2 separate regions of the Homo sapiens genome follow, and region 2 is linked to region 1. The links are chromatin loops, found by intact Hi-C in ENCODE. Cell type or tissue: MCF 10A. All regions are shown on one strand. Region 1 has its middle 16 kb from the start of RNASE2. Region 2 holds the start of SNORD126 (small nucleolar RNA, C/D box 126).

Region 1 (5,000 bases):
CTAGAACAAATAACACAGCTCATATGTGGACCCTCTTTCTAATCATCTCCTGGACAAGATTCTCTTCTTCTAAGGCCCAGCACTTAGAAAACCTTCTCAGGCTGGGCATGTTGGTTCATGCCTATAATCCCAGCACTTTGGGAGGCCGAGGCGGGTGGATCACTTGAGGTCAGCAGTTGGAGATCAGCCTGGCCAACACGGTGAAACCCCGTCTCTACTAAAAGTACAAAAATTAGCCAGGCATGGTGGCACACACCTGTAATCCCAGATACTGGGGAGGCTGAGGCAGGAGAATCACTTGAACCTGAGAGGCAGAGGTTGCAGTGAGCTGAGATTGCGCCATTGCACTCCAACCTGGGCGACAAATCGAGACTCCATCTCGGAAAAAAAAAAATCTTCTCAATGGACTCCTCAGCTCCATCAGTAGGAGTTATGAGGGTTGTGGGGGCACTCCTTGCATTGGAAGTAACACCTCCCACCCCAACAGATTAATATTCCACTCAGCAGTATTAGGCACAGTGGATAATTCCCTCCTTTTTGATGAGGATGACCTGAGAATGGGGCTTCTTGTGACAGGAATAGGGACGAAAAGCGTTGTGAGATCAGTCCTGGTTCCTCAATGCAGGCAGTCATGTCGAGGCTGCGTGATGGTCTCTGGGATGCCCCTGTCTCCTGGCTCTTTCCTTACCATCCAGGCCTTTCATTCTTAGGCTCCTCACACGTTTTTCCTCTTGCCTCTGGTAACTTGATGTTAGAGGTCCCCAGGAGTCAGTCATAGGTCTTCTTCTCTATCTGCACACTATCCCTTGGTGATCTTATCCAGTCTCAAGGTTTTAAATGCTGTTGATTCTCTAACAACTCCCAAATACATACTTCCAGCCCAGCTCTCTTGCTTTGGACTAGTACATCGGACTGTCTATTTGACATCTTCACTTGGAGGTCTAATAGACCCTTCAGACTTAACATGTCCCACATTAGCTGGGTGTGGTGGCACACGCCTGTAACACCAGCTACTTGGGAAGCTGAGGCACAACAATCGCTTGAACCCGGGAGGTGGAGGTTGCAGTGAGCCGAGATTGCACTGCACTCCAGCCTGGGTGACAGAGCCAGACTGTCTCAAAGAGAGAAAAAAAAAAGCTACCCATTGCTTCCCCCATTCTCCTTCCTGCTTTATTTTTTCCATAGAGCTTATCACCTTAACAGTCTGTGTAATTTACATATATGTTTATTGTCTGTGAGTATACATTATGTGTCTAGGTCACTAGAATGTGACCTCCGTGAAAGCAGAGATTTTTTTTGTACGTATGTCCTGCGTTCTCTGATGACTCCCATACCTCTAACCGTACCTGGCACATAGGTACTCAAGAAATGTTTGCTGAATAAGGCTCCTCAAATCAAGAGCCCCAGTAGGCCGTATGAATGCTGCAAAATAATTGTACTACAGGGACCCATTTGTGGGAATACTCACAGCACTAAAACCCCTTAGTTAAGAGGGATCTGAACAGCCTAAGAGGTTTCTGCCTAACTCCCGGCAGCAACTTCGCAAAGCACTATAGCCACCACACACTGTCCCTGAGATGTCAGAGTCACTGACGGATTTGGGCCCCAGGACAGCCTTTACCAGCTGCTGGTGTGGCCGAGTCTCCATCCACGAGTCCTAGACTGATAGGTTCACTAAGGTATGCAGAAAACCCCCACTCCTCATGTGACAAGTTGCTGGTGGCCCAACCCCCTCTTTATCAGTAGGAACTTCAGCGCTTCCTGACGATGCTTCCTTTCCGGAATCCTCACCCCTCTCTACTCAGCCCGCGGCCTCTCTCACTTCTACTCCAATGGCTGAGCGTCCTTGGCGGCAGAGCGGCACCAGCGGCCCTCGGCGATCCGCGATGACCGCAATGTGTAAGTGCGCCTTCCAGCCAGCAGAGGGCAGGAGCGGCTGCGGTGTCCCAAGCCGGGCTGGTGCGGGCTCCTGCCCGGCCCGTTTCTCTGCTGGTTCCACCTCTCCCCTCAGCTCCCCGCTTCTTCCAGGGCGGGAGTGAGGGAGGGGAGGAGGGCTGGGGGAGTGAGCGCGTGCGGGTGTGCGCGTGTATGGTGGTGCAGGGAAGCCTGTGCTTCGGGAAAGCTTTCCCGGGATGATGCTCTCTGGGCTCATGGGTCCGATTTGCCCACAGCAAATGTCTGTACTATGCAGACATTGAAATAGAATGAGGTCCACTCTCTTCCGATGGCGGGTCACAGGGTCCTGGGAAGGGGATCTGAAGCCCCTCCACCGAGCCACCTCGCTTCCTTTATGGAGATAATCCCCAGACTTGCCCTCACTGCTCTGGAAAGAGCTGCCTGGAGGTGGGGCAACTCCTCCCGCGCGGCCCCTTAAGTGCTGAGGCTGATTCCAGCCGCCGCCACAGTGGCCGGCAGGGGACGCTGCGCCGCCGAGACCCAGCGGGCCGAGAGGCACCAAAGCCGTGTCTCCTGGTTCTTAGCTGAGACGGACTTGAACTTCCAAAAGCCTCCTTAACCACCGAGGAAGCAGGAGAATGAAGAGGCTTCAAATAATGAGCGCCTGCTGTATGCCACGAGCTTTCCATTGCGGAGGTGGCTGGATGTGCAGAAGGAGGGCAGGGCGAGGAAGGAGAGACGGCTGCCCCACTCTCGGCCTGTCTGCCGCGGGCTGCAGGCTTGGGGTTTGGAGGTCAAGTCTATGCTGCATCGCTAGAGTAGTTTACAGTTGTGAAATTCAACTGTAAATTGAAATTCACAGCTTCGTTCTTAAACTTTCTATTACCAGGGACCATTCCTCAGTAGGCTCAGAAAGGGCTACAATGAGGTAGGCTGTTTGATTTTTCTTTTACATATACAGATACGTTGTAAATGCAAATGGCAGAGGTAAATTCAAATATTAGGAGGGCAAATGTAGCGAAAAGGATGAAGACATCCTACTTTTCTTTTCCAGATGCAACAATTTGCAGTTTGTTTATATCTTTTTACTGTCTATGCATATCTACATGTTATATTCATAAACTCATTGACATATATATATAGATGAGTGTTTATTTCCTATTCCCCCCCCCCACAAATAGTAACATTCTATACACAACGTTCTACACATTACCTCTTTTCCACTAACAATGTATTTTAGACATATTTCACGCTAGTAGCAAGAGTATACCTCATTCTATTTTGATGTCTGCATACTACAGGCATACCTCAGAGATGTTGTGGGTTTGGTACTAGACCACTGCAATTTTTATTTTTATTTATTTATTTATTTATTTATTTATTTATTTTGAGACGGAGTCTCGCTCTGTCGCCCAGGCTGGAGTGCAGTGGCGCGATCTCTGCTCACTGCAAGCTCCGCCTCCCGGGTTCGTGCCATTCTCCTGCCTCAGCCTCCTGAGTAGCTGAGATTACAGGCGCCGGCCACCACGCCCAGCTAATTTTTTGTATTTTTAGTAGAGACGGGGTTTCACCGTGTTAGCCAGGATGGGCTCGATCTCCTGACCTCGTGATCTGCCCGCCTCGGCCTCCCAAAGTGCTGGGATTACAGGCGTGAGCCACAGCGCCCGGCCACAATTTTTATTTTTTAAAACACACATTTTTTTGTTTCCCAGTGCATGTAACAGTTATATTGAAGGTGGCCATTGAGACCTGAGAGCTCACGGGAAATAGAGTTCGTACATCTGTACGTTTGCATTTCTGTAAACAAAAGTTCCTTGGCACAGTGCTTAGACTGCGGACAGCATTTTGAGAGTGCCAGCCCTAACTCTAACTGTATGATACAAGTCAGTTAGTCAACCTTTATAAGCAGGTAGGGTGCAACGGACTGAGGGTGAAGCTCTGGTCTGGGCCTGGGATGTCAGTGCAGGGATGGAAAGGCATATCCAGGGAGGTGACTGGAGGCGTTAGTTTGTCAGACAGAGACTAGCCTTATGATGCCAGCTTCCTGGAAAAACAACAGAGGAACTCAGACATGATTCACAAGCCTGGGGCCATGACCATCTGGAAAGGCCAAGCAGAGACTGGTGAGGCCCAGCGAAGGTAGGTTTGATGGCTGTGGATGCAGCCACAGGGGAGTCCCTTAATCCCTCTTACAGGTCACTGAGGAGAACTGCAGTAAGGCATTTCAAGTAGTCACTTACTGAAGACTGCTCTGAGTAGGTCACCCTGCCATTAGCATGGACATGGAAGGTGGGGTGGGTCAGATATATACATAAATATATATATATCCTTAATATTCTGTCCCTCTAGAGAACCCTGTCTAATACACCTTGGATTTCTGGTTTCTAGAACTGTGAAAAAATAAGTTTCTCTTGTATAAGCCACCTAGTCTGTGGTATTTCATTCTAGCAGCCCCAGGAAGGAAATAGAATGGGTAATCTGTAGAGGTCTCCACAAGAAAGGGCAGGGCAGAAGAGGGGGATTAGAGAGAAGGAAGGTACTGGAGATGGGTGCTTCAGAGGGAGGGAGGAATTGTCAAGTGAGTTGATCTGATGAGTCTGTAGAAGAGTGAGGAGAGATGGAGACAAAAACAGTTCATGTGAAGTATGGAGGGCCGGGGTAATGGAAAAGGAGGACCAGCGTCTCAGGGGAAGGGAGACATACATGCTCTACTCTCCTCCTTTTCATTCCCTCCTCTGGGAGGAAAATATGACTCCAGTGTGGACGCTCTTTCTTCTCACCTCCTGGAGGAGACTGTCTTCTCTAGGTCAAGAACTTGGAAAAGTCTCCTCAATCCACTGCCCAGACTCCTGTCCTCCAACAGTTTGGGTCATGGGGATCCCTGACATTTGGAATGAGACCATTCCCCACAGCCCCAGCCTCTGTCTGGGTCAATTTTCCATTCTTACTTTACTGATCTATCAGAAGCATTTAACATAGTATCACTGCCTCCACCTGGGATGATCTGGGAATGAGCTTCCTGTGATAGAAACAGGGATGAAAAGCATCAAGTTCAGTCGTGGTGCCCTTAAGGCAGATAGTCAGGCTGCCTCTCAGTGTGTAGG
Region 2 (5,000 bases), 640 kb after region 1:
CACAATATCTTGGAGTTGGAAGGGCCCTTATGAGTACTATATGAGTGACCTTTCTGGCTTCTGGGTTATTGTGAGAAGTGTGACTTTTTGTTGTTAAATTTGTTTTTATTGTAGATTCACGGGGTACATGTGCAGGTTTGTTTCAGGGTATATTGCATGATGCTGAGGTTTGGGCTTCTATTGATCCTGCCATCTAGGTAGTAAACATTGTACCCAATAGGAAGTTTTTCAGCTCTTGCCCCTCTCTCTCTTTTCCTCCTTTTGGAGTACCTAGTGTCTATTGTTCCCAACTTTTTGTTCCTGTGAACCCAGTATTTAGCTCCCTACGCAAGATTTAGCTCCCAACGCAAGATTTAGCTCCCACTTATAAGTGAGAACATGCAATACTTGGTTTTCTGTTTTTGCATAAATTCGTTTAGGATAATGGCCCCCAGCAGCATCCAGCAGCTCCAGTTGCTGCAAAGGACATGTTTTTTGTTTTTTTTTTTTTTATGGCTGTGGAAAAGTGTGAAATTTTTAGGCAGAATATTTGCCTTTCTACTCACTAGCTGGTTGAGCTTGGGCAAGACATAGAAATAACATATTAAACATTTAACTCCATGCCAGCTACAGTGCAAAATGTATTTATTACCTCAGTCTTCACGGAAGTTTTAAGAGGTATGTAGTATTTGTCCTCATTTTACAGAGGGGACAGCTGAAGTTTAGAGAAGTTGCATAACTTACCCATGGGCACAGCAAATACATGAGAGAGCCAGGATTAAAATCTAGTTTAGTATGATTTCAAAATCTATTATTTTAGGGAATATTAATTAGTGCAGCTATGATGGAAAACAGTATGGAAATTTCTCAAAAAATTAAAAATAGAACTACCATATAATCCAGAAATCCCATTTCTGGGTATATTCAAAGGAAATAAAACTAGTATGTCAGAGATACCTATACTCCCATGTTCATTGCATCATTATTCACAAAAGCCAAGATACGGAATTGACCTAAGGGTCCATCAACGGATGAATGGATAAAGCAAATATTATACATATGTACAGTGGAATACTATTCTGCCTTAAAAAGGAAGGAAACTGATAGTGAGTGGGAAATAAAACTTGGAGTCTGTTCTGATAGCAGTACCTTATATAACTATCTCTAAAGGAAAACTATACCAAGCTATTAGTCTAGTATTTACTTCCTATGAACAAAATTTTGTGTGTTCATTTTGTTTCAGGTTGAAGATGAAATCCACTGAGGAGGGAAGTCCAGCACCCTGTGTGCCAGTCCAGAACTGGCCCATCTGTAGACCCCCTGAAAATCATATGGGCTTGGATTTGGATATTCTCAACAGAAAGGGTTAAAGGCTGATGGTACCTAAAGCCTGGTACTTGAATTTTGATCAAGATAAGCTGCCTTAAGTTCTCTTCATTACACGTATGTGTGTCTTTCCTATCTAAAAAGCCTAGCTTAGAGATTCGAGTTACCATTGTATCCTATAATGCTAGGTGGCACTGAGTAAATTGGAATAGAGTCAAAAGGAATGGTGATGAAATCTTAACACGAGTATCTGCTGATTTAGTATCAATTTGTAGTTTGTATTAGGCCTTCATGAAGCATCTGTTCACACATATAAAATGTACCTTTTGGCTATGAACACTAGTACTTTGAAGTGATTACTGCCCACAGTCAACAAAATGCTGGGATCATTGATTGTTTATGGAGCATTTGCACAATACTTAGTAAATACGAAATGTCCTTTGTATGGTGGAATGACACTTGTTGAAGCATGCATGACTAGAATCCTGCAGGGAAGCATCACACATTGGGAAAGGTATCACATATTTAACATCAGGATTTATGTGCCAGGCTTTGTGCTATGTGTCAAAACAAAAAGACCAGGCCTCTTGCAATCTGGGTTTTGTTTGTGAGTTGAGATTAATAGAGAAGTTGTTCCTTTCAACCTATAATTATTATCCTGTAAGAATACTTAGATCAAGTAGTTTTTTTTTTAATTTCCTTTTTAAAAAAATTTATTTTAGGTTTGGAGAGATCAAGGAGTTTTAAGGTAGACATTGTTAAAACTGGAGAAACCTTTCACACCATGTCTTGCTTCTTGTCTACATTCTCTTAGTTAACCTTGCATCCTGCTGATCTGAAAACATTTTACATAGTTAAAGCTAAGTATAGGGCAAGGAAGGAGTAAAATAACATTTTGATCATATCTGTCTGAGATATTTAAAATGCTTCAGTTTCTTTCCAACCTACTGAGCTAGCATGTCACTGCATTACATTTTAAAGCAAACCTTTAGCTCTGTGTATTTCCTGTAGGAAGTACCATGGTGAATTGAAGAGTATGGAGTTTTGATGGAATTGAATTTAAATCCTAGCTCTTACTAGTTAGGTGACCTTAGGAAATTTATGTAATTTTTCTGAGCCTCAATTTTCCTGTAAATAGGGGGTTGTAAAATTTAAATGATACAAATTCTATACAGCTTGACAGATAGGATTTCTAAAGAATGATAGCCACTGCTTTCTTTTCTGTCAGCTTATTTTAGACCCATTCTTAAAGGCACTGATGTCCAATGGAGCCTTCTGTTATGATGGAAATGCTCTATGTTTGTACTGCCAATTTAGCTATTGAGTAATGAAAATGTGACTAGGGTAATGGGAGAAATTTAATTTTTAACTCTAATTAAGTGGTTACTTATTGGACATGCAACTTTAAGGTCCACTTGTGACCCACTCTTTTTGCTTCATGAAGCCTTCCTTGACCAATCCTACTTCTTTTCTTAACCTTACTTGCTTTCTACTACTTATTTGGTGGTATGTTAATTTCTGTGAGTCTTGTCTTTCTGGCTAGATTGTATCTGAGGTTATGGATTTTTAAATCTCCACACTGCTGCATGAAAAAGAACATAATGATGAAAGTATAACTGCAGTATTTTTAGCTAACAAGTTTTAGATGATCATTACAAGTAAATACAAAAAATTTTCTAGCTAGTAATTAGGTGAAGAGTAGGGAATAGTGTGAAGGTTGCCTGCAAAGATGAACTGCGTATCTAGTATGTATTTGACCTGAAAGTTCAGATGACACGCAAATGCTGGAAGAGGAAATTAAAGCAAGACTCTTTCTTACACTGCCATCTTGTGGCAGACTTGGGTTACAAATGTTACTAATTCAATTTTCCTATATAAAGGGAAGATTTTCTTCAGATTATTTTGACAAAGGATTACGAAGAGTAAAGGTTAAATACAATCCGGCATTGGCTCAAATGAAATTGAAACATGCTTTGAAAAAACTGACTATTTTGGATTATTTTCTCAGTTATCTGAATCTTAAAAGTTCTTGACTCCTTCCTCTTGCATAACTGTTTTCTTACTGTGAGGTTGTTGACCTTTATAGCCTTTCAGAAGTTGGTTAGACTATTGTGCAGTTTTATCCAAGCTTGTAAATTTATACAAAATTAAGCTTGTGTAGGGGTCCTGCTCGGTTTTTTTTTGTTGTTGTTGTTAAATTTTTTTTGTTTTGTTCGAGACGGGGTCTTACTCTGTTGCCTAGGCTGGAGTACAGTGGCACGATCACAGCTCACTGTAACCTTGAACTCCTGATCCTGCCCTATTTGATATTGAGCTTGGGCATTTGGTGACATTCTCCAAATAGATGAGTCAATAATTTATATTAATGAATGGAGAGTTAAATAAAGGATGAACGGTTACTCTAAATTTTCTTGTGACTTGGTATAGAACATGCTGGTGTGAGTTGTCATGTAATCATAACCTTTGTGAATTTATTTATGTTTTTTAAATTTTCCAGAAATGATCCTAGATAATTGATAGATCCTGTGGTTCAACTGGATTTCTAGATAGAAGCTGGATTCATGTGATGCCAGAGGTAAGAGTAAGAGCAAAATCTTCGTTTTTACCTCATTTGGATTTCTAATCACTTAGCAAGACTTGGGACTCGGTGTTATTAGTGGATGGAATTTGGTAATTAAAAAAAATCCCCAGTTCTAACCTTAGGAGAATTTTCCTGTTTAGGGATGAGGAGCCAGTGCTGGTTTGCCCTTCCTCAGTCATTTACAGTTTGCCATGATGAAATGCATGTTAAGTCCGTGTTTCAGCTGATCAGCCTGATTAAACACATGCTCTGAGCAGACTAAAGCTAGGGGCAAACACCTGCAATTGAATTCTGCTTGTTGGAATTCATACTGGGATTTAGTCTGTAATCCCAGGTAATTCTTAAATCTTAATAAATTATGAATTTGAGACTAATGTTTTGTTGTGCTTTGATCTTTTGTGATATCTCTATATCCCCAAAAAATCACTTTTGTGAGTTAGAACTAGGGTCAGGAATCATTAATCTAAAAGTTCAAACACTACAGAAAAAGCACTGGCAACTGGTATAATTCTATAGGCAATTTAGCCTGGCAGTTTTAAACTAATCATTATTTTATCAATCTATACATGTAGATTAAAGGAAACACAGAGTTGGTTAAATCAATTTTGTGAAGACTATACGGTACAACACTATAGAATCACTTAAAAGTTATGATACAGTTTTATGTTTATTGAAATAGAACGGTATTCATGACACATGAAAAACAGATTATATAGAGCAATATGTTTCTGCTTAAATATTTTTATATGCATATGTTTGCTTAAGAAAACTGAAAGGACATATATACTAAAATACTAGGGGGTTATTTTCTCTAGAATTGGGTTCTACAAGTAATCTTTTATTATTATAAACCTATTTTCTAATTTTATTGTATTCATGTATTGTAATATTTTAAAAGTTATTTTAGGTAACTTAGGACAAGCTTATATTCTTTACCCGTGCCTGCATTTTCAGCAGAGAATTAGGTAGAAAGAAGGGTGAAATACAGGAAATACAAACAACTCAAAGTAACATCAGGACTTGAAATAATTTTTTAGCTTTTGTTGTCTTTTGCAGGAGTAAAATTTCAAGAGACTGAAACCAGATCTGAGTTTCGCTGTTCCAGTCTGGACCT

Evidence for each region. A loop is a pair of places that touch in the nucleus more often than their neighbours do. Peaks named below come from ENCODE experiments on the same cell type or tissue, not always from the same donor. Only the 100,000 strongest peaks of a DNase experiment are listed, where the experiment ranks them.
Region 2: it touches region 1 in a loop (8-fold over the local background); 6 of 110 quality-filtered maps call a loop at or near these places.

Annotation. Positions count from the first base shown.
Region 1 is chr14:20,968,505-20,973,504 of GRCh38, reverse strand. No RefSeq gene overlaps it. Among named protein-coding and RNA genes, the nearest start is that of RNASE2, 16 kb to the right of the region's middle. RefSeq lists an enhancer at 1,704-2,393. In MCF 10A, CTCF peaks have their summits at 1,893 (motif pointing right) and 2,424 (motif pointing right); DNase peaks (open chromatin) are centred at 1,944 and 2,404.
Region 2 is chr14:20,325,596-20,330,595 of GRCh38, reverse strand. It overlaps CCNB1IP1 (cyclin B1 interacting protein 1), which reads left to right. Exons shown (of 7, transcript NM_021178.5): 2 at 1,223-1,422; 3 at 3,803-3,880; 4 at 4,943-5,000. It overlaps SNORD126 (small nucleolar RNA, C/D box 126), which reads left to right and starts at 4,057; the gene lies at 4,057-4,155. In MCF 10A, a CTCF peak has its summit at 3,120 (motif pointing left); a DNase peak (open chromatin) is centred at 3,115.